Regions from separate parts of the Homo sapiens genome. Here region 2 is linked to region 1. A link is an interaction called in ENCODE POLR2A ChIA-PET data of the cell type or tissue named here. Cell type or tissue: B cell. All regions are shown on one strand. Links, peaks and the distances in the headings refer to the core of each region. The heading gives the core; the rest is flanking DNA. Region 1 has its middle 3.5 kb from the start of H4C9. Region 2 has its middle 2.8 kb from the start of TRA-AGC2-2.

Region 1 (2,916 bases), core at 151-2,650:
GCCTCGGCCTCCTAAAGTGCTAGGATTACAGGTGTGAGCCACCACGCCCGGCTGATAGCACAGAATTTAACAGCTTGAAGGAATCAAAAAGTTCAGATCACTGTTATTTTACAAATAGCTAAATGGATGCAAAGCTTACTTTGCTCAAATCATTAGACTCAGAACAAGATTCCATTATGCTCTTGTTTGTTTCCATTATACCATATATCTCTTTGTCATCTATTTTCTCATTAGCCACGTGTATTAATTTGACTTAATTTGGAGCAAAAATAGGGCTCTTTTAACTTATTTATTTGTATATTTCATAATCTCTTTTAAATTGTTAAAAAGTTGAATGTGCTAAATTGTCTCCTGTCTCATAAATTTTTTTTTTTTTTTTTTTTTTTAAAGAGTAGTTCAGTGCTTTGCAATAATTGCTGTGTGATTCTGGACCACAGCAATTCAATCTAGCAATTGTTACAGCCTGCTGAAGAACGCTTGCACAGAATAATTGCCTGCTTCAGATTCTCCCATCCTTTGGGAAACTGAGAGTAGCTCTGGGATTGAAAAGTGGAGGTTTATTTAACTGTGGTTAGGGACTTGGCAATCATATGTTTGGTCTCTGCTGTTATCTAGTATCTTTAAGTCTAGAAGTTGGAAGTAAAGAGGTCAGTGGACCTAAGAAAATGGCATGGCTTTCTACCCTAGATGAGCTGGAAAAACTTAGTAATTCTTCAAGTGCTTAATACAAAGGAGCAAATCTCACAACTCAATGCCTATGAATTGTAATATATCATGTCACTACTTTCTTGATATTACCTGAGGTATAAGTACAGTTGGGAGAAGACCTTATCTCTATCTTCAGGAATATAAGTGAAGGAAAGGAAATTTTTTTCTTTTTTTTGAGACAGTCTTACTCTGTCGCCAAGGCTGGAGTGCAGTGGCACTGTGTCAGCTCACTGCAACCTCTGTCTCCTTTGTTCAAGCAATTATCCTGCCTCAGCCTCCTGAGTAGCTGGGATTACAGGTGCCCACCACCATGCCTGGCTAGTTTTTATATTTTTAGTAGAGATGGGATTTCACCATGTTGGCCAGGCTGGTCCTGAACTCCTGACTTAAGGTGATCCACCTGCCTTGGCCTCCCAAAGTGCTGGCGTGAACCGGGCCAGTGAGCCACCGCACTGGGCCTGGGAAATTTGTTCATTTGCTTTATCCTACTTTCTCATTCTTTATTGAACTAGGATTTTTTTGTCTTTATTGTATGTGTCTGAAAGCCAGTTTGTTACTCTTAAGACACTACTCAAATAGAAATATAATGTGGCCACGTGCGATGGCTCATGCCTGTAATCCCAGCACTTTGGGAGGCCGAGGTGGGTGGATCACAAGATCAGGAGTTTGAGACCTGCCTGGCCAGTATGGTGAAACCCCGTCTCTGCTAAAAATACAAAAATTAGTTGGGCATGGTTTCACATGAGTGTAGTCCCAGCTGCTTGGGAGGCTGAGGCAGGAGAATGGCTTGAACCCGGGAGGCTGAGGTTGCAGTGAGCCAAAATTGTGCCACTGCACTCGAACCTGGGCGACAGAGCGAGACTGTCTCAAAAAAAAAAAAAAAAAAAAGGAGGGGGGGAATGTAATACGTCATACATGTACTTATCTTTCCAGTAACCATTTTTAAAAGTTAAAAAAAATTGTCTGGGCACAGTGGCTCAAGCCTGTAATCCCGGCACTTTGGGAGGCCGAGGCAGGCGGATGACCTGAGGTCAGGAGTTCAAGACCAGCCTGGCCAACATGTCTCTACTTAAAATACAAAAAAATTAGCCTGGCGTGGTAGTACGCACCTGTAATCCCAGCTACTTGGGAGGCGGAGGCAGGAGAATTGCTTGAACCCGGGAGGCGGAGGTTGCAGTGAGCCGAGATCACACCATTGTACTCCAGCCTGGGGGACGAAAGCGAGAGTTCGTCTCCAAAAAAAAAGTTAAAAAAGTTAATTTTAATAGTGTATCCTATTTGACAGAATATATCAAAAATATAGTTTCAGCATATAGTCAATACAGAATGTATTAAATATCTTGTATTCTTTTTTCATTTCAAATCTTCAAAATCTGGTGTGTATTTTACACTTTTATGGTATATCAAAATAAATTTTCGTGGGGAATTCTTGATCTGTAATTAGAATAAGATGATTCTGATTCATGTCCCTAAGGTGTTCCAAGTATACTTGAATGCTATCTAATTGAATCCAGCACCAGTTTTTAAAAGTAAACTAATTAAGATATAATTAAACACTTACTCCCTCAGTCACATGCCACATTGTAAGTGCTCAAACTCCATGCATGGCTAGTGCTATACCATAAGACACTCAATGAGCAGAACTTGACCTAAAACCCACTAGGGCACTATGCAAAGGATTACAATTCCTTCTGGCATCACCACCTACTACGGTTTTTCCTAAGGGAGTGTTTAATCCATTGGGCTTGGAACATGAAAAATGACAGGGAAGGACGTGTTACATTGCTGCAGATTTAACAATAACATAACTATATAGACACAAAATAAAAACGACTTTCTCAGGCCCACAAACTGACACATGAAAATAATTCATTCCAATTGGGATTAAGTGACAAGCAGGTTTTGCATCTGTCCTGACACATTTCCCCAAATTCTTCATTATAGGACTAGCACCACTACTACTCTCTGTGATGGCTTATCTATCTACTAAGAGAGTGTGATTAAGAATATTACAGGTTTGAGTGAGTGTATGTTCGGGGCAATTTGAATCTATGCTCCTGGAATAATAAAAATTAAAGAAAGACAAGTTTGGGTCATAAAATCTAACATTTGTGAATTGGTTATTTGATTTGGCCTCTTTTGCCATTTTAAAATAAGAGTAATAAAATCTATCTCACAAGAATATGAGATACGAGATAATCCATGTAA
Region 2 (2,916 bases), core at 175-2,674, 1.7 Mb before region 1:
TAAGGCCTGGGGATTCCTGTTTTTATTAACTCCCGCAGGTAAATTTTCACCTTTGGGGACTCCTGCAGTGTTGTCCCAAAAGCACTTATAGGAAGGTCTAGGGCAGAAAAACATCTTTTCCCACCCAGTGCCAGGTTCATGGCTGACACTTCATAATAAAAGATAGATTAACAAGGGAAAAGCAGGCCGGGTGGGGTGGCTCATGCCTGTAATCCCAGCACTTTGGGGGGCTGAAGCTGGTGGATCACCTGAGGTCAGGAGTTTGAGACCAGCCTGGCCAACATGGAGAAACCCCCATTTCCACTAAAAATACGAAATTAGCTGGGCATAGTGGCACACGCCTGTAATCCCAGCTACTCGGGAGGCTGAAGCAGAAGAATCGCTTGAACCCGGGAGGCGGAGGTTGTGGTGAGCCAAGATCGCGCCATTACACTCTAGCCTGGGCAACAAAAGTGAAATTCTGTCTCAACAACAAAAAAAAAAAAAAAAAAAAAGGAAAAGCATACAAATCAAACAAATTTTATTGACACAAGAGCCTTCAAAAATGAAGACCTAAAGAAATAGGAAAATCTGCGTACAGCAGACCCTTGAATAACGTTGTTTCATTCAACATCATTTTGTTATAATGTTGATGAGAAAAAAGTCTATTTCTCCTGGAAGCCACTGTCTGAGTTTCCTCCCACATCCCAAAAATGTGCACATTAGGTTCATTAGCATATCTAGTCTGAGTCTAGCGTCATCAGTCTGAGTGAAAGAGCACGCGAGCATATGTGTGAGTGTGTGTGTGTGTGTATGAGCCCGCCCTGTGATGGAATGGCCACCTGTCCACGGTGGGTTCCCTCCTGACACTATGAGGAGTTGAATTAGGCTTCAGCCACCAAAGACCTTGAACTGGAGTGAGCAGGTTGAAAAATGCATGAATGAATACAAGTTACTGTAAAAGCAAAATTCAGGAAGCATTTCATAATCCTACAAATGCATGACAATAAACGACATGGTGCTAAAACAGCCAGCCGCCATACTGAGAGGTGACAGCTTGCTGGCAGCCCTCACAGCCTTCGCTTGCTCTAGGCGCCTCCTCGGCCTTGGCGCCCACTCTGGCCGCGCTTGAGGAGAACTTCAGCCCGCCGCTGCACTGTGGGAGCCCCTTGCTGGGCTGGCCAAGGCCGGAGCCGGCTCCCTCAGCTTGCAGGGATGTGTGGAGGGAGAAGCGCAGGCGGGAACCGAGGCTGCGCGCGGCGCTTGCGGGCCCAGCGCGAGTTCCGGGTGGGCGTGGGCTCGGCGGGCTCCGCACTCGGAGCGGCCCCCTAATCCGCAAGCCCCGAGCAGTAAGAGGCTTAGCACCTGTGCCAGCAGCTGCTGTTCTCGACTTCTCGCCGGGCCTTAGCTGTCTCCCCGCGGGGTAAGGCTCGGGACCTACAGCCCGCCATGCCTGAGACGCCCCTCCCCGCCATGGGCTCCTGCGCGGCCCGAGCCTCCCCGACGAGCGCCGCCCCCTGCTCCACGGCGCCCAATCCCATCGGCCACCCAACGGCTGAGAAGTGCGGGCGCAAAGCACGGGACTGGCAGGCAGCTCCACCTGCGGCACCGGTGGAAAATCCACTGGGTGAAGCCAGCTGGGCTCCTGAGTCTGGTAGGGACTTGGAGAACGTTTACGTCTACCTAAGGGATTATAAATACACCAATCGGCACTCTGTATCTAGCTCAAGGTTTGTAAACACACCAATCGGCACCCTGTGTCTAGCTCAGGGTTTGTGAATGCACCAATGGACACTCTGTATTTAGCTACTCTGGTGGGGACTTGGAGAACCTTTATGTCTAGCGAAGGGATTGTAAATACACCAATCGGCACTCTGTATCTAGCTCAAGGTTTGTAAACACACCAATCAGCACCCTGTGTCTAGCTCAGGGTTTGTGAATTCACTAATGGACACTCTGTATCTAGCTACTCTGGTGGGGACTTGGAGAACTTTTGTGTCTAGCTCAGGGATTGTAAACGCGCCAATGAGCACTCTGTGAAGATGGACCAATCAGCTCTCTGTAAAACAGACCAGTCAGTTCTCTGTAAAATGGACCAATCAGCAGGATGTGGGTGGGGCCAGACAAGATAATAAAAGCAGGCTGCCGGAACCAACTGCGACAACGTGTTCGGGCTTTTTCCCACGGTGCGGAAGTGATTTTTCGCTCTCTGCGATGGATCTTGATTGTTCTTTGGGTTTACACTACGTTTATGAGCTGTAATTTGTTGATGGTCTGCAGCTTATCTTTTGAAGTTAGGAAAAACATGAATTCTCGGGCAAGAACAAACAACTCCGGAGGCGCCGCCTTAGAAGATGTAACACTGACTGCCAAGGTTTGCAGTTTCACTCCTGAGCCAGTAGAAGACCAAACCACCAGAAGGAAGAAACTCTATAACACATCCGAACGTCAGAGGGAATGAACTCTGGCTACACCGCATCTAACGATTGTAACACTCATCCGGAGGACTTGTGGCTTTCTTGAAATCAGTGAGATCAAGAACCCGCCAATTCCGGACACAATGTTTTACGAATTGTGTGTTAGTAGGAGTTGCTCCTTACAACTGCTATTTCACAAACATTTATTCCTTGATATAACCTGCCACCACTAGAATTGCAGTCACTGATTCACCAAAAATAAATCAATCATGTCGTTTTTGCTGATCTTAACTTGAGGTGCAGCTCATATTTTTTTCAATATTTAGTGTTAGAAGTGTTTGGAGTCCTTATTTAGAAATTTGGTGTTTTTGTGATCAGACATTTGCCAAGAAAATTAACTCTTAAATCAATTAGTCTAGTCTATGGTAGAATTAGTTTTATTTTGCTTAAAGTAATAGTTTCCAAAAACCAACTGACAATAAGTGAGGACTTCCTATATTTTTATGCTTAGGTTTGATGA

Evidence for each region. ChIA-PET counts read pairs that join two places held together with the same protein. Peaks named below come from ENCODE experiments on the same cell type or tissue, not always from the same donor. Only the 100,000 strongest peaks of a DNase experiment are listed, where the experiment ranks them.
Region 2: POLR2A ChIA-PET joins it to region 1 with 11 read pairs; 12 of 35 experiments call an interaction of 5 or more read pairs at or near these places.

What each region holds. Positions count from the first base shown.
Region 1 is chr6:27,141,317-27,144,232 of GRCh38, reverse strand. It overlaps a transcript of H2BC12 not described here. Among named protein-coding and RNA genes, the nearest start is that of H4C9, 3.5 kb to the right of the region's middle. In B cell, for the core only: no CTCF peak of the experiment used is centred there; a DNase peak (open chromatin) is centred at 1,594; H3K4me3 peaks cover 1,074 bases; H3K27ac peaks cover 845 bases.
Region 2 is chr6:28,865,111-28,868,026 of GRCh38, reverse strand. No RefSeq gene overlaps it. Among named protein-coding and RNA genes, the nearest start is that of TRA-AGC2-2, 2.8 kb to the right of the region's middle. RefSeq lists an enhancer at 1,486-2,158. In B cell, for the core only: no CTCF peak of the experiment used is centred there; DNase peaks (open chromatin) are centred at 1,416 and 2,016; H3K4me3 peaks cover 1,925 bases; H3K27ac peaks cover 1,340 bases.